2 separate regions of the Homo sapiens genome follow, and region 2 is linked to region 1. The links are chromatin loops, found by intact Hi-C in ENCODE. Cell type or tissue: psoas muscle. All regions are shown on one strand. Links, peaks and the distances in the headings refer to the core of each region. The heading gives the core; the rest is flanking DNA. Region 1 overlaps NKAIN1 (sodium/potassium transporting ATPase interacting 1). Region 2 overlaps SNRNP40 (small nuclear ribonucleoprotein U5 subunit 40).

Region 1 (11,315 bases), core at 1-8,000:
GAGCTCACTCCACCTCTGCATCCCAAGTTCAAGTGATTCTCCTTCCTCAGCCTCCCGGCCCTGCCTAATTTTTGTATTTTTAGTAGAGACAGGGTTTCATCATGTTGGCCAGGCTGGTCTCAAACTCCTGACCTCGCGTGATCTGCCCACCTCAGCCTTCAAAAGTGTTGGGATTACAGGCATGAGCCACCGTGCCTGGCCACCCCAGGAATATTTGATAACATCAACATCAAATCATTCCTGCCTGCCCTCATGCAGGGACTTCTCACTTAGAAAGTTCTATAGACCCAATGGGCAGGACAGGAAGATAGAGAAGAAAACACCATCTTTAATCAACCCGCCTGCACAGAAACCAGGAGAGCACTCCCCTCCTTGCAAGGTCCCAGTGAAAAGAGAACCTGGTCCCCTTGCAAAAACCATCTTATAAAAACAAAAGGCTTCAAAGCACCAGTGGCTACACCCGTTGAGTAGAAAGGGGCTTGGGGGAGAGTTGGGGTGAGAGAGGTGAGGGCTGGAGGCAGGGCTGGCCCAGTGAAGGGCAGTAGCTTAGCCTGAGGGAGCTGCCCCCCTCTCAAGCTGTACCCACCAGCTGGGAGCTCCATGCCTGTGGGGGCCAGAGGAACTCCTGGGCCTGGCTGCTTGCATTTGGGATGGTGGGGTGGGGTTGCCAGCCTTGCTCAGGATATTTTGGCCTTAGAGAGTAGGGAATGATAGATTGGAGGGTAGTGGGAGAGGAGCGGAATGGTCACCACAGACAGGCTCAGGTGTGCAAACCATCTGCACCATCTGGGTGCCCCCCAGTTCCTCCATGTCTCCTGCCCTCCTTTCTAACCCAGGGCCATGCCTCTTTCACAGATGAAATGCTGAGACCTGATCCTCTCTCTATGGACGCACCAGGCAGTGCGTGGGATGCAGCGTCCTCAGGAGTGTCTGTGGAGGGAGGTGGGGAAAGTGTTCTCACCTCTACTTGCCCCCAAGGAAGGGTGAGGGTGCTGGCAATCCCGACTCCCCGACTACTCACACCCCCATCTGCCCCTTCAGAACTCCTTCTGGGCTTGTTAGAGGAGGCTTCTGGCCATTGGATTGGTTGTAAATGCTGGTGATCTGTAAACACTGGAGTCTGGGCAGCGCTGACCAGCATTGCTCCTCTCTGAAACCACAAGCCTTCCAACTGGTGAGGTGGATGGAGCCGTCAGGGGTGAGTGGAGTTGTGGAGGTGATGGGGATACAGTAGAACCAGCCTCAGGGACCTGGAAGGGGGTGGAGTGACTGAGTTGGGGCCCCACTTTCCTGGAGGAGAGAGCTTGAAAGATTTGCCAAGGGTGGACAGAGGCTGAGTGTAGGAAGGCTTCTCTGTGGGTGGGGCTGAATTTGGGGCTTCATCCATCCAGTTCCCAATAAGAGAACGAATGGGTATATTGCTTTAAGAGAGGCATTGGCAAGTGGTGGTGGTGGTGTGTGAATATGGTGGAGACCACATAGGTCCAAGATGGAGGGGGGCTTGGAAATGGAACTCAGAGAGCAGACACTGGGTTTTACAGTCAGAAACTGCAGAAAGTACACTGTGTTCAAGGCCCACTTCCACCAAAAATCTAGCTGTGTGGCCTCAAGCAAATCACATCTCTGGGCCTCAGTTTTAATGTACTGCAAAATGAGAATTTTAATCCCAGTCTAGCTCAGGGAATTGAGTTAAATGAGAAGTCTAAAAGAGTCCATTTGCTAAGGGATTAATTACTTGAGGTGCGGAAACCGAGGCTCAGAGAGGGCAAGGGCTTTGCTAGACGTCACAGTCAGTGATGGACCTGCGATTAGAACCCAGGAATCCTGCTCCTAGTTCACAGTAGCTTTCCCCAGAGCTGGTGAGTGAGTGTGGTGGGATGGGATGGGTCTGATGTCCTGCTGTTTTTGGACAGGGGGGCAGGATGCTGGGTGAAGAGTGAAAGGGAGAGGCTGGAGAAGAGAGGAAGGCCCCAGCTCACGCCAAGGCTGAGATTAAAAACAAACAAACAAAAAACAAAAAACCCGTGGTGCCCCTCCCCCGCCCCGCCCCACTCCTCCGAAGTCCGGGCTGCGAAGAGCCAAGCTCAAATCCAAGTCCAAGTCCAAGTCCACGTCCAAGTCCGCATCTCCAGATGCAGACGCGGGGTTGGGCACAGGCTGCAGTGAGCGCGCGGGCCACCAGGGGGACACGCCTGCGCCTTGGCCCGAGCTCGCGGCAGCTGCGGTCAGCCCAGGGCGAGGCGCCGGGGTGGGCGCGGGGCAGAGGCTACCCCGACCTGCGGGAAACAAAGGCAGGTTAGGGAGAGTGGATCCCAAAAGTATGGGGGCGGAGAGACCCGGTTGCCCTGCCCACTCCTCCATCCCCTCCTTTTCGCAACCCCGACGCCCAGGCCTCCCCAAGCCAGCAGGGGGCCGTGACCCACGTGTACAGAGGCTGCAGCTGTAAATGCGACGTCTTCTGGGGCGCCTGGTATCCGTAGGAGTCAAAGCCGCCGATGAAGTCAACTGCGGAAGAGGGGCGGCGCATGTTAGGGATCGGCGGCGGGGGCGAGGAGAGGGAGACTGGGTCCTGAAGGGGAAGAATCTGAGGGCAGGACTCCCACCCTAGGAAGCGGAGCCAGAGAAGCCATGAGGAGGGGAGGGGCGAGGGTCAGACCCCGTGCAGGGCCTGGGGCGGGGCTTCGGCTGGACCCTGAGGGATGGGCCTCTGGGGGTCTGGAGGCGGCGAGGCCGGGCCAGCTGAGGGTCAGGCCCCAGTCCTTAAGGCTTGGGCCTGGGAGGCCGGGCAGTCCTATGGGAGAGAAGGCTCTCAGGGGCGGGGCTAGAGCCTCTAAACGGGACAAGACCTCTGATGGGGTGGGGCGAGATTGGGGAAAGGGGGTGCTGGGGCCAGGGACTGGGCACCTGGACGTCTGGACCCCAGCCTGGAACGGGCTGGTATGCAGAGCCTTCCATACCAGCCGCCTCTTCCCCTCGAAAGGGGCCCGTGGCCGACCCTGGGCTCCCTCCCGCCGGGGCCAGTCACAGGCCTCTGTCCAGGGTGCTGAAGGCGCAGGGCCAGATTCCCCACTTCCCCAGGGGCGCCTTACTCACAGCTGTCCTCCTCCTCCAGGAACACTTTGCTCACGTAGCAGGCGAACACGAAGCCGAACAGCTGGGAGTGGAGATGACACGTCAGGGAGGAAGGAGGAGTGGGAACCTCTTCCTCCGCCCCCTGCCGGGCCCTGTACGCTCTGACTGGCAAGGGAGGAGGCATGCCAGGATGAAGGCAAACCGTAACAACTTCCAATTAAATGTTTTCACCTTAAAGTCAAACATACATGGTCTAACTCTTCTGAAAGTGTAACTTGAGACAAGTAATCATTTTACCTCTTTGAGCCTCAGTTTTCCCACTTGGACTTGGGCAATACCTTATGGCTTGTTAAGAAGAAAGAGGATTATGTGACTTTGTGGGTACAAAGTGCCTAGGACAGGGCTGGCCCTTCTAGAAACAGGAACTACTCCTATCTTGGAGTTTCTTTCTTTCTTTTTTTTTTCTTCCCTTCCCTTCCCTTCCTTTCCTTCTTTCTTTCAGACAGGGTCTCACTCTGTCACCCAGGCTGTAGTGCAGTGCTGCAATCATGGCTCACTTCAGCTTCAACCTCCTGGGCTCAAGTGATCCTCCTGCCTCAACCTCTCAAGTAGCTGGGTCCACAGGCATGAGGCATCACGCCCACTGGGGTCACTTTCTTATTCTCACAACTCTGAGGCTGGTATTGTCATTCTTTTTTGTGAATAAGGAAACAAGCTCCGAGAAGGCAGGTGACTTGTCCAAAGTCACATAGTGGGTGTATTGAGCACTTAAACCCAGGATTGATTCATAGTCTGATGCCTCATCCTACTCACTAAACCTGTTCACTCTGCACAGGGGCTGGGGCAGCGGTGAGGGAAGACGGTACAGGATATGGAAACAGATCCAGACAAAAGGACAGACAGGCGGAAGACCTAGGTTCATTCCCTCTTTTTTTTTTTTTTTTTTTTTTTTTTTTTTTTATGGAGTTTCGCTCTTGTTGCCCAGGCTAGAGTACAATGGTGCAATCTTGGCTCACCGCAACCTCCACCTCCTGGGTTCAAGCAATTCTCCTCCCTCAGCCTCCTGAGTAGCTGGGATTACAGGCATGTGCCACTATGCCTGGCTAATTTTGTATTTTTAGTAGAGACGGGGTTTCTCCATGTTGGTCAGTCTGGTCTTGAACTCCTGACCTCAGGTGATCCACCAGCCATGGCCTCCCAAAGTGCTGGGATTGCAGGCGTGAGCCACTGCGCCCAACCCATCCCCTCAACCAGAGCTAAAGAAAGGGATCGGGAAGTGTGTGTAGGGTGGGGGACAGAAGGACTTACTGCCAGGAAGATCTGCAGGGCGCTGCTGAGGGCTTCAATGTAGGGGTAGTCAAGCAGGCAGCCAGTGACAGAGATGACATGGTGGTCCTCCAGAGCCAGGCGGGAGTTCAGAACAGGTGTCACCAGGCAGCCTGGCCCATTCTCCATCCACCAGGAGCGGTGCAGGGATGTGTTGAAGGTCATGATGAAGTCCCGGTCCTGGGGGCAAAGGGGCCTGGGATACTGAGTGTGAGGGAGAGGGAGGGGGGAGCTACTCCCCCAGCCCAGGAAGACTATATTGATCGGTGAAGGGATTCAGGGAGCCTGCACCTGCAAGTCCATATTTGACCAACAGGTGGCACTTAATGACCACACAGGCCTCACTCTTTTGTCACTGAGATGGGAAGGGGTTTGTGTGGACTCACAGGGGCCTCAGAATTTTCAGAGCTGGAAGGAACATTAACAATTTCCCAGCCACAGGTGAAATCCTCAGTACCAGCCCCTTAACAGCCCATTCAGTATCTCCACTGCTCCCCCTGTGTGCGACCCTGGGCGAACCTCTCCTTTGGGGCCTTGGTCTCCACATTTGTTAAATGGAGAAGGGGCTGGCCTAGATCAGAAGTTCTTACCCAGGGTGTGTACCCATGTGCCCATCCATGCAGTCACTCATTCAACAGATAAATACTCACTGCCTGCCGACCAGGGGCCAAGCACTCAGATGTGTGACCTTATTTTATCCCCTCAGCAACCACATGAAGTTGCAGTTGCTCTTATGTCCACTTACTAGATGAGGAAACTGGGGCTCAGAGAGGATCAGCCACTTGCCCAGGGTAATACAGCTAGAAGGTTTTAGAGCTGGGATTTGAATCTAGCAGGGTCAAACTACAAAGCCAATGCTCTTAAATTCACATATTTTGCCTCTTTTATATCTAAAAATAGAAGTTGTGTCTCTCTGGGCTTGCTCTTATTCAAGCGAAACAGTCCTACTTTCTTGGTCTGCTCAATCTTCCCTGAACAAACTCTAACTAGTCTCTTTCCCTTCTGAAAAATATTGATCAGAATTAACCCAAATCTTTGTGGTCTAAGCACTACAAAGCGCATGGCATTTTCACCTCCCTTGCTCTGAATACTCTACCTCTATTAGCGGGGCCTAAGAGTAGCTTTCTGGGCTCCCACATACTGTTGGTTTTTACTGAGCTTGTGATCAACTGGGACCCCTGGCTCATCTTCACATGGACTGCTCTTCAGCCTTATCTGCTCCATCATTGTGTTTGAGGAAGCCAGAAATAAATTGTGTAAGTAGGAAATGGGGCACACAGATTATTTGGGCATGTAAGGAGAGAGAGACTTCTTCGAGACATGATGCTCTGGTCCTATACCACAGTACCCTTAGGGCAGGGGATGGGAATGGTCAGGCTCTGCCCTATGGCACTGCCAGGTCTGAGGCTTACCTGGGACAGCTGTCCAACCTCCAAGTAGAAGCAGATGATAAATGCATTCCAGCCAACCCAGAGCACCAGCCAGGCTGCATACTGGGGAAAGCAGAGGTGGGATCAGGGTGGGGCCTGGGGAGTGGGGGATGGGGAGTGTCAATGGAGACAGAGCTCAGGGATGAGGAGATCTGGGCAGGGGAAATTATGAGAATACCTCACTCAGAGAGCACAGTGTAGCTTACAAATCATTTACACACCCATCAGGCCTTACAACAGCCCTGCAAGGTCAGCACTGCCCTCTTTTAGAGAGAACTAACTTAAAACTGAAAGGAAGTTTAAGGTTTCTAAGATCACACAGCTAGGAGGAGGTAGGGCTGCCACTCAAATCAAGTTCTCTGATAGCTAATCCCATCCACTGTGCTAACAACATCCTCTAGACCAGCTGTCTCTAGAATACTGGAATCATTCAAGGATGTTTGTCAAAAATGCAGATTCTTGGGTCCTACCTCTAGACCTACTGATTCTGAATTTCTAGGGATGTTTAAAAGGGATTGCTTAAGCAATCCCTAGGAGATTGTGACTCAGATGACACTTTCAGAAACATGTTCCAGGTGGTAAGCCACTAGAGGGCGAGGACTCTGACTGCCTGGCTCACCACTGCAATGCCAATGCCTAGCACAGAATAGCTGGATGAACCCATTAAGACTATAGGAAATGGGCCAGGTGCAGTGGCTCATACCTGTAGTCCTAGCACTTTGGGAGGCTGAGGTGGGCAGATCATTTGAGCTCAGGAGTTCAAGACCAGCCTGGGCAATATGGAGAAAACCCATATTTAAAAAAAAAAAAAAAAGAGGCCAGGCGCAGTGGCTCACGCTTGTAATCCCAGCACTTTGGGAGGCCAAGGTGGGCAGATCACCTGAGGTCGGGAGTTTGAGACCAGCCTGACCAACATGGAGAAACCCTGTCTCTATTAAAAATACAAAATTAGCCAGGCATGATGGCACATGCCTGTAATCCCAGCTACTCGGAAGGCTGAGGAAGGAGAATCACTTGAACCTGGGAGGTGGAGGTTGTGGTAAGCTGAGATCATGCCACTGGACTCCAGCCTGGGCAACAAGAGCGAAACTCCGTCTCAAAAAAAAAAAAAAAGTCTTAATTCTTTTGTGTTTTTTTTTTTTTTTTTTTTTTTAAGACAAGATTTTGGTCTGTCACCCAGGCTGGAGGGCAGTGGATGCTGGGAACTTTAGACCAAAAGAGACAGGAGGTTATCCTGCAGCCTTGTGCCTGAGTATGTGTGTGACATCTTCTCACATGGCTGTGGCTGGAGTCTGGGTATAAGGGAACCAGGGCAGGTGGAGGCAGGATCATGGATGGGGCCTGGAGAAAGGCTGGGGTGAGCAGACCAAACTGAGACCCCAAGCATAGAACGGGAGTCCAGCCTGGGCCCTGGATGCCCTCACTCCATCACTTTCCTCCCTCCCTTCCTTGCTCTATAAATTGTACTTGAATGACACAGGTCAATGTGCCCCGCTCCAGCAATCTTTCCATCTGTCTGGAAGGAGAGGGCTGGGATGGGAGGGACTGGGAGCAGCAATGCTGGAGCAGCAATGCTAGGTCAGCACTGAGGCCCCTGGGCCCCTCAGTTTTCCCACATCCCGAATGTGGCCACCTCTGGGGAGAACAGCATTCCACCCACGGTAGTGAGCTGGAGAGGAGGTTAGGGTCGATTTGAGACCTGGATGCTTCTACCCAAGTCCTGTGCCTGCAATTCTAGTGGCTGTCACCTGGCAGATAGTGTTGTTGACAGTGGTGTCTGGGGCTTTCCTGAGAACTGGAGAGAAGTGTTCTCTTATGTCAGATGAGAGAGAGCCTTGTTAGGGTCCTGTTCACCTGGCTTCTGGGAACTGAGCCTGTGGAGGTGGGGAGAGAAGTCCTAGAATGAGTGTGTGTGGGCTCTGGAGGCAGCATGACATTGCATGTCATTGTGATTGTAGGTGTCAAGCATGTATGTAGTAAATCTAGTGAAAAGCCTTTTCCCTCAAGAGAGCCATGTGAAGAGGTCACTGAGGAACAGCAGGGAATATGGGTGAATCTAGCTGAAAGCAGGAGTTTGACAGAGACTATCAGGGACCAGGACTTGGGAAGAGGCTGTCGGGGAGGAGGAGAGAGACCCAGACTCCTGGGGCTGGAGTGCAGGGAGGCACTGACCTCAAAGCCACACTAGCTGCTCCAGAACACATCCTTGATGTACATCGGGCAAGAGAGACAAATGCCAAGCCTTCCTGAAGCTTCTTGAGAAACTAAATAAGATGAAGCCCATCCCTCCTGTGTCCTTGCGCCCACCCCTTCCTGAGGCCGTGTGGTGCCGCAGCAGGAGCCTTCACTGTTGATCTGATGTTCTAATCCTGCCTTGCTTTCATTAGCTGTGTGACCTTAGGAAGACTCGCAACCTTTCTGAGCTTCAGTTTCCTCATCTGGAAAATGGAGCTGTTAAGATCTACCTCACAGGGCTATTGTAGACATGAGATGAAGCATGTGAAATTTCGCAGCGTGCCTGGCACGTGCCAGGCACTCACTACATGATCCATTTTGTTTATATTTGGATTATTTCCCTAAAAAATTCTTCAGGAAAAAAAAAACCCTTGTCTCCTCTGAGCAAAGAAGCATGGGGCTGTGCACATTCACCCCATCTTGTTTTGGGTGGAGCCAAGACCAGTGCCCCAGTGTTGGGGGGCAGTTCTGGTTTTGAGGAGCAGGGAGGGGTGGAGTGGGCAGGGGTGAGGAGAGGAGTTGGCTTGGGAAGGGGCTAGGTGAGCCGTACCAGGATGAGGTACCGGGAGCGGTACTGCACGGTGCCAAAGATGCCCAGGATGACTGCCATGATGTGCAGGAAGTTGGCTAGGATGGGAGCCCACTGGTAGCCCAGGAAGTCAAAGATCTGCCGCTCCAGCGCAGCCACCTGTGGAAGAGACAGGCTGAGGCCACTGTCACCCCCCTGAAAGGGAAGGACAGGGATTCCTGCTTGACCTTGGGGAGCAGGTGGCACCAGTTACCATGGTGATGAGGCATAAGCCTCAGAACAATCCAGTCCTTCACTACCAAAGGGATGCTGGGGGGTCCTTAAGCCTGATCATCACTTTGGGGTGGGCTGAAAGGTGATAGGAGTGAGGGTTCAGAACACCTTCCTCCCTGCCAAGGAGGCCCTTCCCTCTAGCGGCTCAAGCTCCTGCACCTTCTCCATGTGGAGAAGATGGTGGGATCAGAATCCAGACTGCCACCCCTAGCCTTGGAGGGCAAGGAAGTCCTGGAGCCCGAGTCACCTCTTCCAAGGATCCCCATCTGGAGCTTGCCCTGGCCCATGGCATTCCTGGGCTACAGAGAAGGAATGCTTTTCACTCCCCTTCCCTGAAGGAGCTGGAATAGATTGCAAAATTGGCCTCGAATCCTCCTCTTCCTATTTCCATGCTCTTCAGTAGTGCCCTTCCACACTAATGCTGTGCTTGCCCATGCGACTTGCTTTGCCTAAAGGGACTTTGGCAAACACAATGCAAACCATGTTTGAAAAAGGCTTGAAAAATGCATGCATCCAGTCTGGGCAACCTGGTGAAACCCCGTCTCAACAAAAAATACAAACCATTGCCAGGTGTGGTGGTGCGCACCTGTAGTCCCAGCTATTCGGGAGGCTTAGGTGAGAGAATCTCTTGAGCCCAGCAGGCGGAGGTTGCAGTGAGCCAAGATCATGCCACTGCACTCCAGCCTGGGCGACAGAGTGAGACCCCGTCTCAAAAAAAAGAAAAGAAAAAAAAAAAACGGCGTTCATTGGAGCTTGCCAACTTGCTTCACTTATAACAAGACCACCTTGTGAACAAGCCCCAGCTGACCTGCTGGAGGATGAGAAGCCACGGGGAGGAGAGCGAAGGCACCCCGGCTAATAGCCCATCAGCCATCAACCATGTGAGCGAGGCCATGCTAGATCACCCCGGGTCACTAGCTGACCACAGACACATAGCCCAGACCAGAAGAATCTCCCAGCTGACCCACAGAATCATGAACTAAATAAAATGGTCGTTTATTTTTTATTTCTAAATATTTATTATCATTATTTTTAAACAGAGTCCCGCTCTGTCGCCCAGGCTGTAGTGCAGTGGAACTATCTCAGCTCACTGCAACATCCACCTGCCAGGTTCAAGCAATTCTCCTGCCTCAGCCTCCCGAGTAGCTGGGACTACAGGCACCTGCCACCATACGCAGCTAATTTTTGTATTTTTAGTACAGGCAGAGTTTCACCATGTTGGCCAGGCTGGTCTTGAACTCCTGACCTCAAATGATCCACCCACCTCAGCCTCCCAAAGTGCTGGGATTATAGGCGTGAGCCACTGCGCCCAGCCAAATTTTGCTTTAAAGAACCACCTCCTACCACTCTGTCCACATGGCTTGAGTGGGGCTGACTCATTTCTAGTTTCTGGGGTGGGCAGGTAAGCCAAGTCTAGCCAAATAATCAAAGACAATGATGAATTTAGGGATAGGCGCTCACCCCATGCTCTGCCCCTGAGAATCACCCTAGATATTTGCTGGAACAATCAGAACAGAGCTGCTATCCTGCCAGGATACCTGAATGGGTGTGGTGTGAGCTTGGAGCTGTTGGTGGCTGCCTTGGCCACCTCAGGTGGATGGCCCGCCTGAGGAGAAAGCCATAGCTAAGGTACAGAGAGAGTGTGTGTGGGAGGAAGACTGAACACACAAGGGAATGTCCTGAGCCATCTTTCAGGCCTCTGAATACAGCCATGCCTAAAGCTGGTTCTCCCTCCTTGTCCTGCTGATTTTTGTCATTTGCAACAAAGAGTCCTAACTACAACAGAAGAGGAGAGAAGAGGGTCTGGCTGGGGAGGGGGAGGGAATATTCAGATAAAGTGAGAAGATATAAGAAGCCTTTTTCCAGGCAGGGAGGCAGGAGGAGGTGGAGCTGATGCTACCACACAGATGGCAAGGCTTGGGCAGAGACCAAGGAAGCTGCAGGCTTGGGTAAGGTGGTGAGGGAAGCCTGGTGGTGCCAGGCCCAACCTTGGCATTTACCCACTTGGCACCAGCCTGCCTCTTGTCGGTGACTCCCCTCCCAGGGATGTGCAGATTGTAAAGCTCATCTCTCACTGGATGCTCCTTGGCAGAAAGGCAGAGCTGGAATCATTATTTCATTTTGAGGAAAGAGAACATGAGGCTCAGAGAGGGGAAGTGACTTGTCCAAGGTCACACAGCAGGTTGGTGGCAGAATAGGCCTTTCTCAGCCACCTGTCCCATCTTGGCACCACCTTTTCCCATCTTGGCACTGGTAAGGGAGTCAAGAGGTGTAAATTGTGGTGGGAAGTCTGCCTCTGACTCCTGGGTGACTTTGGGCAGCCCACTTTCCCCGCTGGGTTTGGGGCTCCTCTTCCATGCATGGAAGTCACTGGACTAGGTAATCTCCAAGGGCCCTTCCAGCCTTGACTTCCATCAGCTGCTGGCCTTGGGGGAGAAACTCCCCAGGCT
Region 2 (11,645 bases), core at 1,104-9,103, 73 kb after region 1:
GCTGGTCACGAACTCCTGACCTCAAATGATCCACCTGCCTTGGCCTCCCAAAGTGCTAAGATTACAGGCGTGAGCCACCGCGCCTGGTCCACATACTTTTAAATAGTCAATTTCACTGGGAAAAAAGGTCAGGGGACTGTTCCAGATTGAGACACTAGAAAGAATAGCCAAAATATAAAACTTGATAGATCTTTGATTGAAAAATAGCTATAAGACATTTTTGGTGCTGGTATGATCATTAGATGGTATTAGGAAATTGTTTTTAATCTTCTGAGGTATGGTAATAGAGAACATTCCTAGGAGATGCTTACTGGAATATATATATATATATATACACACTATATATATAACATATATATATATATACACACTATATATATAACATATATATACACAATATATATATAACATATATATACACAATATATATATAACATATATACACAATATATATAACATATATACACAATATATATATAACATATATACACAATATATATAACATATATATAATATATTATATATATTAATTTAAGAATATTTGGGAGTAAAGAATTATGATGTTTGAGCTCAGTGTGGTGGTGTTCACCTGTAGCCTCAGGTACTAAGGAGGTTGAGATGGGAGACTTGCTTGATCCCAAGAGTTCAAGTCCAGTCTGGGCAACAAAGCAAGACCCTATCTTAAAAAAAAAAGAAAATTAGGGTCGGGCGCAGTGGCTTTCACCTGTAATCCCAGCACTTTGGGAGGCTGAGGTGGGTGGATCACAATATCAGGAGATCAAGACCATCCTGGCCAACATGGTGAAACCCCATCTCTACTAAAATACAAAAAATCACCTGGGCGTGGTGGCACGTGCCTGTAGTCCCATCTACTCGGGAGGCTGAGGCGGGGGAATCGCTTGAACATGGGAGGCGGAGGTTGCAATGAGCCAAGATTGTACCACTGCACTCCAGCCTGGGCAACAAGAGTGAAACTCCGTCTCAAAAAAAAAAAAAAAAAAAAGAAAAGAAAAGAAAAGAAAATTATTATGGAGTACGTCTGCATCTTACTTTCAATGGCCAGTGAAAGTCAAATATGTATGTGTGTACATACATGTGTGTGACAGTGAAAAGATTTTGAATTATTGAATCTAGGTGGCATACAGATGTTCAGTACATTAGTCTCTCAATTTTTATATTTGAAATTTTTTTTTTTTGAGAAGGAGTCTCGCTCTGTCACACAGGCTAGAGTACAGTGGCACAATCTCAGCTCACTGCAAGCTCCGCCTGCTGGGTTCACGCCATTCTCCTGCCTCAGCCTCCCGAGTAGCTGGGACTACAGGTGCCCGCCACCGCGCCCGGCTAATTTTTGTATTTTTAGTAGAGACAGGGTTTCACCGTAGTCTCGATCTCCTGACCTTGTGATCTGCCTGCCTCAGCCTCCCAAAGTGCTGGGATTACAGGCGTGAGCCACTGCGCCTGGCCTGTATTTGAAAATTTTTAAGTAAAAAGTTGGAGGATCAGAGATTCAAGGTAAAATTTCTTTTTAAAAAGATTAAAAATTACAAATAATTTTTTTTGAGACTATCTCGTTCTATCATCCAGGCTGGAGTGTAGTAGCGCAAACACGGGTCACTGCAACCTCAACCTCCTGGGCTCAGGTGATTCTCCCACCTCAGCTCCCAAGCAGCTGGGGCTACAGGTGCATGCCACCACGTTCAGCTAATTTTTTTAAATTTTTTTGTAGAGATGGGGGTCTTGCTTTGTTGCCCAGGCTGGTCTTGAACTCCTCGGCTCAAGTGATCCTCCCACTTTGGCCTTGCAAAGTGCTAAGATTACAGGTGTGAGCCACTGGGGCCTGGCCAAGGACAACTTTTTTTTTGTCTTTTTTTTTTTTAAGACAGAGTTTCGCTCTTGTTGCCCAGGCTGGAGTGCAATGGCGCGATCTCGGCTCACTGCAACCTTTGCCTCCCGGTTCAAGCAACTCTCCTGCCTCAGCCTCTCGAGTAGCGGGATTACAGGCATCTGCCACCATGCCTGGCTAATTCTGTATTTTTAGTAGAGATGGGGTTTCTCCATGTTGGTCAGGGTGGTCTCAAACTCCCGACCTCAGGTGATCCGCCCGCCTCAGCCTCCCAAAGTGCGGGGATTACAGGGGTGAACCACCATGCCTGGCCAAGGACAACTATTAATAAGTAAACAGGACAAGGCTCTAGCACTCTCCTAGGAAAGATTAAAACTTTCCGAGCCTGTAGAACAGTGGTTCTCAAACTTGCACCAGAATCTCCCAGATGGCTTGCTAAAACACAGACTACTGAACACTTTACTCCCCCAAAATTTCTTGAAGGAGAAGTTAACTTGGCTTTATGCTGCCCTCCTGACTATAGTTCTAGCCATGGCCAGCACCAGTGTTCTCAGCCTTGACTGCACACTGGAATCACCTCAGGAGGCTTTAAAATCTGATGTCCACCTCAGAGATTCTGATTTATTTTATTTATTTATTTTAATTAACTTTTTTTTTGAGACGGAGTCTGGCTCTGTCGCCCAGGCTGGAGTGCAGTGGCACGATCTTGGCTCACTGCAAGCCCCACTCCCAGGTTCATGCCATTCTCCTGCCTCAGCCTCCCGAGTAGCTGGGACTACAGGCGCCTGCCACCGCGCCTGGCTAATTTTTTTGTATTTTTAGTAGAGACAGGGTTTCACCGTGTTAGCCAGGATAGTTTTTTGTTTTTTTTTTTTGAGACAGAGTCTTGCTGTGTCACCCAGGCTGGAGTGCAGTGGCGCAATCTCGGCTCACTGCAAGCTCCGCCTCCCAGATTCATGCCATTCTCCTGCCTCAGCCTCCCGAGTAGCTGGGACTACAGGCACCCGCCACCACACCCGGCTAATTTTTTGTATTTTTTAATAGAGACGGGGTTTCACCGTGTTAGCCAGGATGGTCTCTATCTCCTGACCTCGTGATCCGCCCGCCTCAGCCTCCCAAAGTGCTGGGATTACAGGCGTGAGCCACCGCGCCCGGCCAGAGATTCTGATTTAATTGGCAGGCCTTGGTGGGGCACTAGAAACTGTACTTCCAGGAAGTTCTCAAGTTGTGGATGCTGTTGATCCAGGACCCCACTTTGAGAATCACTGCTCTAGAGCAGGATTTCTCAAAAGCATCACTCATGACATCCTAAAGCAGTTAATTCTTTGAGCATCTCTGGCCTCTACCCACTTATATGTCTGTAGCACCCCTCTAGATAGCTCCAGACATTGTCAAATTGTTCCCTGGGAGGCAAAATTGCCTAAGATTGAGAAGCACTGCTCTAGAAGATCTAAGTTAAAAAAGAATGCAAGAGTCTAGGTGGGTTGCAGTGTCAATTGAAGAAAAGAAGTTGAAGCCTAGAAGAAAGAGTTTGGAACATCCCCGGGCTTGATGCAGAGGATGGCCATCCATGCAGGCTTCTTTCAGAGGAGCATCATTATGTGTCTGGGGTTCACAGACAATTGATCAAAGGGCAGGCTAAGAGGCTAAGAGCTCAGACCTGGCATCATTTGGTTCCACAGGAACAGGGCTGTCCATTTTAAGTCAGGCTCCTCCCTCTTCCTGGGACATCAGCTGTCAAGCCCCAAAGACTCTTGGAAAAAGCAATCCTGTCCTAACCCAAATGGCCTGACAACCTTTCTTTAAGGCTCAACTGCCTACGGCTCCAAATTGCTCAGAGCTCTCTTTTACCTCAGTTTCCCATTCTTCTACTTTGAGATGTTAGTAAGCGGCAGACTCTAGTCTATTAGTAAGAAGCAAATAGTTTTGTTGTGAAGAAGCAACTCTGATAAGCCTTTACCTGTTCTTTCTAGCTTATTAGATCCAATCCCTGAAAAAGATTGTTCTTGTCTTTGAAACCAGCAACTCTGCCTATTACCTATTTACTTGAAATAGAAGACAACGTCTGGAGGCTTGGATCTGCTTCCCTACAGGACTCATCCTTGCATAACTTCACTAGGCCCATGAAGGTCTTCAGGGATTAGCTTCTCTAACCTGAAAAGGGATCGACCATCCCTGAACAACCAGGGGAAGTAGGTGAGGGAAGACAGTACCAATTTTTGTTCTGATGGGCTGGCCTGTAAATAAACTGTTTAGGGGGTTGGGACTGAACGGGATTAGGGCTACTGACTAGGAGAAAAGGTAGTTATTATATCAGGGAGGCCAAAAAAAAAAAAAAGGAAAAATAACCTGAAAATCTGCCTCCCTAAAAATTCAACCCACAAAACTCAGCCACGCAGCAAAAAAGAAATTTGGCTCTTTAAGTGCCAACAGTATTAAGTGCTAGAGATTGTGGAAGTCATAAAGGGAAATTAACTGAAAATCAGGGATGCCATTACTCATTCGGGAGCAATCTCTCTCTCCCAAAGTGAGAATACAATCTGCACCCTCTGGGGATCTTTTATACGCAAATCTTTATTCCCCAGGCTGGGGCTTCTATTTTCTTCAAATTCTAAATGGTGCTGCTATTTCCTGCTAATGGCTTCTACCCAGCCTCTTGAAGAAGGCACCTGAGGGGGGACTGAAGAAGCTGAGGTTAGAGGAAAGCCCTCACAGTCTCCAGGGTCTTGGCTCTTCCCAATCACTGCCAACTTCTCAAGGGATTGGTAGGCTTTTAAAAGGGCAGTGTCAAGGTTGAAGCCCTGTTGTATTCCAACCCAAGAAAAGATGAGGGTGGGTGGAAGGGACTGGACCGGTTTTCAAGTACAGGTTGAATATCCCTTATCCAAAATACTTGAGACCATAAGTGTTATAGATTTTGGATTTTACTATTTTTTTTTGAGACAGGATCTCACTCTCACCCAGGCTGGAGTGCAATGGCAGGATCTTGGGTCACTGCAGCCTCCACCCACTGTGCTCAAGCAATCTTTCCACCTCAGCCTCCCAGGTAGCTGAGACTATAGGTGCATGCCACCACACCTGGATAATTTTTGTATTTTTTGTAAAGACAGGGTTTTGCCATGTTGTCCAGGCTGATCTCAAGCAATCCTGGGCTCAAGCAATCTTCTCGCCTTGGCGTCCCAAAGTGCTGGGATTACAGGCATGACTCATTGCACCCAATTTCTGAATACTTGCATATATATAATGAGATATCTTGGGACCCAAGTCTAAACACAAAATTCATTTGTTTCATATACACATAGCCTGATAATTTTGTAAAATATTTTAAATAGTTTGTGCATGAAACCAAGTTATTTTTTTTTTGGAGATGGGGTCTCATTCTGTCACCCATGCTGGAGTGCAGTGGCATGGTCATAGCTCACTGCAGCCTTGATCCCCTGGGGTCAAGCGATTCTCACCTCAATCTTCCAAGTAGCTGGGACCACAGGTGTGTGCCACCACATCTGGCTAACTTTTAAATTATTTGTAGAGATGAGGTCTTGCTATATTGCCCAGGCTGGTCTCAAACTCCTGGGCTCAAGTGAACCTCCCACCTCAACCTTCCAAAGTGTTGGGATTATAGGTGTGAGCCAGTGTCCAGCTGAAACAAAGTTTTGACTGCGACCTGTCACATGAGATTAAGTGTGGGATCTTCCACTTGTGGCATCATATGGGCCCTCAAAGTTTAAATTCTGGAGCATTTAGGATTTTGGATTAGGGATGCTGATATAGTTTGGATAGTTGTTCCCTCCAAATCTCATGCTGAAATTTGATGCCCGATGTTGGAGGCAGGGCCTAGGTGGAGGTATTTGGGTCAAGGGGGTGTATTCCTCATGAATGGCTTGATGCCCTCCTTGTGGTAGAGTTTTCATGGGTTATTTATAAGTGCATGGCACATCTCCTCCTCTCTTGCTCCTTCTCTTGCCATGTGATACATCTGCTCCCCCTCTGCCTTCCACTATGACTGGAAACTTCCTGAGGTCCTCACCAGAAACAGATGCTAGTGCCACCCTTTTTGTACAGCCTGCAGAACTGTGAGCTCAATAAACTTCTAAGTTACTCAGCCTCAGATGTTTCTTTGTAGCAATGCAAAATGGACCAAGACAGATGTTCTACCTGTATGTGGACCTGGTGCTTAAAAAGGATTATTAGGGAGTGTTCAGTGATACTGCTGGAGGTGTGAAAAGCAGCTTGCATACTACCTTTGTCCAAATTTCTCCTGGTTAAAGGCATAACCATATATATATATTGCTCAGACCAGAAATCTGAAAGTCACTATTCCCTTTGGAGATTCTACCATACTATGTATATTAAAGGCTCTAAACAGTCCTGCAGTAAATAAACTGGCTTCACTTTATTTAACCTGGTCTTGAGCATGGGATCTTTATGCCCCAAAATATCTAACAAACTATCTGAAAAACAGTGTTCTGTGCAATGCACTTTGGGAAACCTCAACCTATGGATCACGTACATGAAGTACAAGCTTTCTCAGATTTGGCTTTCAGTTCTGTAACTTTACTGTTTGCTGCTCCCCAACTCTAATCATCCTCAAGTTCTTCTGGTTTATAAAATGTGCCACACTTTCAAGCTTGTGCCTGCTGTTTCCTGAAAGGCACATGTTCTTTGTCCACCTGGCAAGCCCTACTCATCCTCCAAGTCCCAATCTAAGCATAATCACATCATCTGTGAAACTTCCTAAATGCTCCAAGGCAAAATAAATTGTTTACTCCTGTGTTTCCAGTGCACTTTATTCAAACGTTATTCACTGTATTAAAAGTAATTGGTTTGAAAGCTTTACCATCCTGCTGGTTCCTTCATTGATGAGTTGTATAAATCTTTGGCATATGCTCACTTAAAAAAGTAATGAATTTGAGACGGTTTTTTCTACTGGTGTGTGCACTTCTCAAGATGGCAAGGACAGTACCTTATTTATCTCTGTCTTCAGCAACAATGGTCATGCCTGCCACGTAATAGGGGTTGATGTGTTTGTTGAATGATGATGCCCCAAACCCAGGGTAGATATCCTCTCTCTAACTTAAGATAAATAGATGATTCAGGTTTGTGAGCCAAAAGTATACAACCAAACATGCTCAGAACAGGTTAGAACTGTGAAGATCTCTTTGTTCTGAGATAAGAGATTCAGAAAAAACACATTCTACTCCCCAGTGCCAGATGAGATTCACTAGTGTCTATCTGTGTGCTGGGTGTTGTCACCCAGTGATCCAGGGAGACAGTAACCTGTCTTAGTGGTAGGAGGAAAGTAATAGCATTTCTTAATGTCCCTGTCTGTTTATGCAAAGCCAGACAAGTAAACAGAATCATAAAGATGTCTCAGATAATGTCACGGTTAAGTTGCACCCAAACATTCTCACATTCCATTTGAGTTGAGTTTGATGCAGCATTCTGGGCAATGTCATTTCTACCAGCTAAGACTGCCCCAAATCTGCCCACTTTCAGGAGCCTGAGAATAGAGAATGCTGCTCAGAAAAGTTCTTTTGGCAGGAGGCAGAGTAAATACGGGCTCTGTTCATTAAAGATCAGATGCAAGTACACAAAACCAGGTTCTTTTTTTTTTTTTTTTTTGAGACAGAGTCTTGCTCTGTCGCCCAGGCTGGAGTACAGTGGCGCAATCTCAGCTCACTGCAACCTCCGCCTCCCAGGTTCAAGTGAGTCTCTTGCCTCAGCCTCCCGAGTAGCTGGGATTACAGATGTGCATCACCACACCCAGCTAATTTTTGTGTTTTTAGTAGAGACGGGGTTTCATCATGTTGGCCAGGCTGGTCTTGAACTCCCGACCTCAGGTGATCCGCCTGCCTTGGCCTCCCAAAGTGCTGGGATTACAGGCATGAGCCACCGCGTCTGGCAAAACCAGGTTCTTTTAGAACTTATTTATCACCTCCTGGCTGCTATCCTTCTAGTAGGAAAAAAGTATTGTTACTGATAATTATTCTTTGTCATTTTCATGGAAGTAAGTAAACCTAAAAACACAGAAAAGGGGGGAAAAAAAAACAAGTGAGCAGCTTCTTGGAAGTTTAAATGAATTGTATTCTGTGGCCACATCATGCTCTATTCTGATTTATAGCAATCAAGCCTCAAAAAAAAGACAGCAATAAATCCAATCCACATGGCTCTTGTAAAAAGGCATCTATTTGGCTTTTAATACAAAATGATATAGAGAAATACAGAAAGAAAATATCATACAAGCCAGTTACAAAAAAAAAAAAAAAATCCCAACCAACAAATTTGTCACATTGGGCCTGCATTAGAAAACAGGAAAAAAGAAAAAGAAAAAAAAAAACAGTCCCTGAAATCTGGCAGGTGGTTTTTAGAGGCCACAGGGAGCTTGCCTTAGTCATCCTGGTGAAATGGGACAGAAGTGGTTTTTGGAATATGGCCACCGCCTCCTGTTTCTTGCTAGCAATGGTCATCTGAAGGGAGGGTGCTAGCCTGGACATCCAACATTTGGCATCACTTATGCAGTCTGAGGTCTCAAAGACAAGCGGCCTTGGAGTCTTCCAGTCCATATCTTCACTGAATCTCTCCCATATACAGTCTCTTGTCACTCGATGCTGAGATAACTGAGGTAAAAAGAACAGATAACTAGAAATAATGAAGGCTCAAGGAGACTTGGTGCTCAAGGGCTCTTGTGTCAAGAGCCAATTCTGGTATAAAAGAGCAATTGGACTTAGCTTAAATTCCCCTCCTAAACACCATCCACAGGAAATTGTAGCCTGGCTTTTCAATCCAAGTCCTCTAATATCATGAGGATGACTGTACTATGGGAAATACATTATCAGACACTAAATACTGACATCCCTTGTCAGTCAAACCCCAAGAAAAAGACTTTCCCAGTCATTCTAGAAGAGAGGAATCTATGGCTGTGCCAGTCATTTTGTAAATGTGCTTCTGCTTGTTATACTTAGCCCTGGAGAAAGTTACAGTTTCTCCTTTAATTCAAGGCTGAAATTATTTGGTTTAGCCAGCCAAAAAATTTTAAGCTGAAATTTATATCTAAATATTAAAAAGTATCATTCTTGGCCGGGCGCAGTGGCTCACATCTGTAATCCCAGCACTTTGGGAAGCTGAGGCGGGTGGATTACCAGAGGTCAGGAGTTTGAGACCAGCCTGGCCAACATGGTGAAACCTCGTCTCTACTAAAAACACAAAAATTAGGCAGGTGTGGTGGTGGGTGCCTGTAGTCCCAGCTACTTGGGAGGCTGAGGCAGGAGAATCGCTTGAACCTGGGAAGGCAGAGGTTGCAGTGAGCCGAGATCGTGCCACTGCACTCCAGCCTGGGCGACAAGAGTGAGACTCTGTCTCAAAAAAAAAAAAAAAAAGTATCTTTCTTTTAATCAAATACATCATTGAAACAGACTTGATGGAAGTAAATTTAAAAAAAAATTAGACTTACCAACTTCCCTTTGAGATCAAGAAGAAAATGGAGCATTGCTCTTACTCTCACCACTTATGAGCAATGGTGAGACTGACATTGATACCCACATAAAGACTGTTTGCAGCTGGGCACAGTGGCTCACACCTGTAATCCCAGCACTTTGGGAGGCTGAGGCGGGTGGATTACTGGACGTCAGGAGTTCGTGACCACCCTGACCAATGCGGTGAAACCCCGTCTCTACTAAAAATACAAAAAAAAAAAAAAATTAGCTGGGCATGGTGGTGGGTGCCTGTAATCCCAGCTGCTTGGGAGGCTGAGGCAGGAGAACTGCTTGAACCCAGGAGGCAGAGGTTGCAGTGAGCCAAGATTGCACCATTGCTCCAACCTGGGCAAAACAGCGAGACACTGTCTCAAAAACAAAACAAAACAAAACCCAACAACAAAAAAACCAACAACAACAACAACAAAAACACCCAAAGGCTGTTTGCATGGAAATTCGTATAAAACAGATACCCGCTTTTGACTCTCTATTCCCAGGATCCCTACGGGGAGATTTCCAGTTTCCCTTTCCCCCTCGTTGGGACAGACTTACTGATGGGCTCATCAGGGTGGAAAGCCACTTCATTGATGGAGCCAGCATGGCCGGGCAGCTTATACAATATTCTCCTGCTTGTGGTATCCCACACATAAACAAACCTGTAAGGTATCATGAAAAGCAAGGGTAAGTCCTCTTAGAGCTGGGGGTAGGACAGAGGCATGGCTTTTTAAAGGAAATGGAAGCAACAATTATTTACTTACCTTACATTTACTGAACCATGTTCTGGCTTTTAGAAACTAGGAACACAGAGTTTGAATAAGACATGGACTCACCTCTTGAGCAATGGGGTGGAGAAATAAGAATAACTAAAAATATAAGCATGACTGGCATGTTTGAATACAAGCTTCTGAAATGGGAAACACCACAGGGAAGAAAAGAAAGTTTTTCCTGCAGACATCACACAAAAACCTTTTTCAGAGTGTCTAGTATAATTAGGCTACAGTTAACTTCATACTCATCCAGGAAATCTAAAAGGTAACCCAACTCATGGCAGGGTGGGAGCCTAGGCTGCTGATCCAGATGAACTTTTTAGTACTGTATTCAAACAGAGACCTGAGAAGGGACAGGAAGTGTCTGGTATATAAAATATTTATAGTGTTTGCTAACCTAATACTCACTTGAGCCAACTTTTCCATTGAATTAACAGGCAGAAGGAATACTGAATTCTAGAATGGGAAGGGGCCAAGAGAAATCAGCTTGTCTAGGCTGGGAGTGGTGGCTCATGCCTGTACTCCCAACACTTTGGGAGGCCGAGGTGCGTGGATCGTCTTAGGTCTGGAGTTTGAGACCAGCCTGGCCAACAAGGTGAAACCCAGTCTCTACTAAAAATACAAAAAATTAGCCAGGAGTGGTAGCGTGTGCCTGTAATCCCAACTACTCGGGAGGCTGAGGCAGGAGAATTGCCTGAACCTGGGAGGTGGAGGTTGCAGTGAGCTGAGACCGTGGCACTGCCCTCTAGCCTGGGTGACAGAGTGAGACTCCATCTCCAAAAAAAAAAAAAAAAAAAAAAAGAGGAGAAAAAAGAAATCAGCTTCTCTAAACTCCTTATTTTAGAGATAAGAAAACTGGGGCACAGTGACGTTTCCAAGGCAATACAGTTCATCAACGGCGTAACTAAAATTAGAACTCTTCAAAAAAAAAGAGCTTATTAGAGAATGTTCTTAGGAAGACAAAATTTTTATTTGTCATTAAAAAAAATTATGAGGCTGGGCATGGTGGCTCACATCTGTAATCCTAGCACTTTGGGGGGCCAAGGCTTGAGCTCAGGAGCTTGAGACCAGCTTGGACAACATGGTAAAACCCCATCTCTACAAAAAAATTAGCCAGGTGTAGTGGTGCATGCCTGTGGTCCCAGCTACTTGGGAGGCCAAGGTGGGAGGACTGATTGAGTCCAGCACGTAGAGGCTGCAGTGAGCTGAGATGGCACCACTGCACCCCAGCCTGGGTGACAGAGTGAGATCCTGTCTCAAGAAAAAAAAAATTATGTTTTTTTTCATGCTGTATAATAAAGGTAATGTAAGAGGCTATAGAGTTTTAAGCTTCTTTCTACTGAAATACTCTGAATACTACTGAAATACTACTGAAATACTGAAATAACACAATGTACTTTCTGCAATGCTAGAATAAATAAAAAAAAACTTCTACATTTCTCTTCAAAAGTGATGAATAATAACAGAAGATGTCATAAAAATGTGATTTTTTCCTTATTCATTCTATAGTATTAGAGCCAGTATTTTTATCATCACAGGCCATAATTTTCACAAAAGTCTACA

What was found. Hi-C counts contacts between places; a loop is a spot of excess contacts. Peaks named below come from ENCODE experiments on the same cell type or tissue, not always from the same donor. Only the 100,000 strongest peaks of a DNase experiment are listed, where the experiment ranks them.
Region 2: it touches region 1 in a loop (2.5-fold over the local background); 5 of 110 quality-filtered maps call a loop at or near these places.

Annotation. Positions count from the first base shown.
Region 1 is chr1:31,179,437-31,190,751 of GRCh38, forward strand. It overlaps NKAIN1 (sodium/potassium transporting ATPase interacting 1), which reads right to left. Exons shown (of 7, transcript NM_024522.3): 2 at 8,614-8,751; 3 at 5,811-5,891; 4 at 4,381-4,578; 5 at 3,094-3,154; 6 at 2,424-2,505; 7 at 309-2,276. The coding sequence ends at 2,267. Among named protein-coding and RNA genes, the nearest start is that of NKAIN1, 55 kb to the right of the region's middle. RefSeq lists a silencer at 2,178-2,427 and an enhancer at 4,546-4,840. In psoas muscle, for the core only: CTCF peaks have their summits at 2,197 (motif pointing right), 3,229 (motif pointing left), 4,700 (motif pointing right) and 6,394 (motif pointing right); DNase peaks (open chromatin) are centred at 2,165, 2,415, 3,115 and 6,444; H3K4me3 peaks cover 1,210 bases; H3K27ac peaks cover 1,605 bases.
Region 2 is chr1:31,251,662-31,263,306 of GRCh38, forward strand. SNRNP40 (small nuclear ribonucleoprotein U5 subunit 40) reads right to left here. Exons shown (of 10, transcript NM_004814.3): 9 at 9,868-9,971; 10 at 7,907-8,460. The coding sequence ends at 8,411. Among named protein-coding and RNA genes, the nearest start is that of NKAIN1, 18 kb to the left of the region's middle. In psoas muscle, for the core only: no CTCF peak of the experiment used is centred there; no DNase peak of the experiment used is centred there; H3K27ac peaks cover 4,290 bases.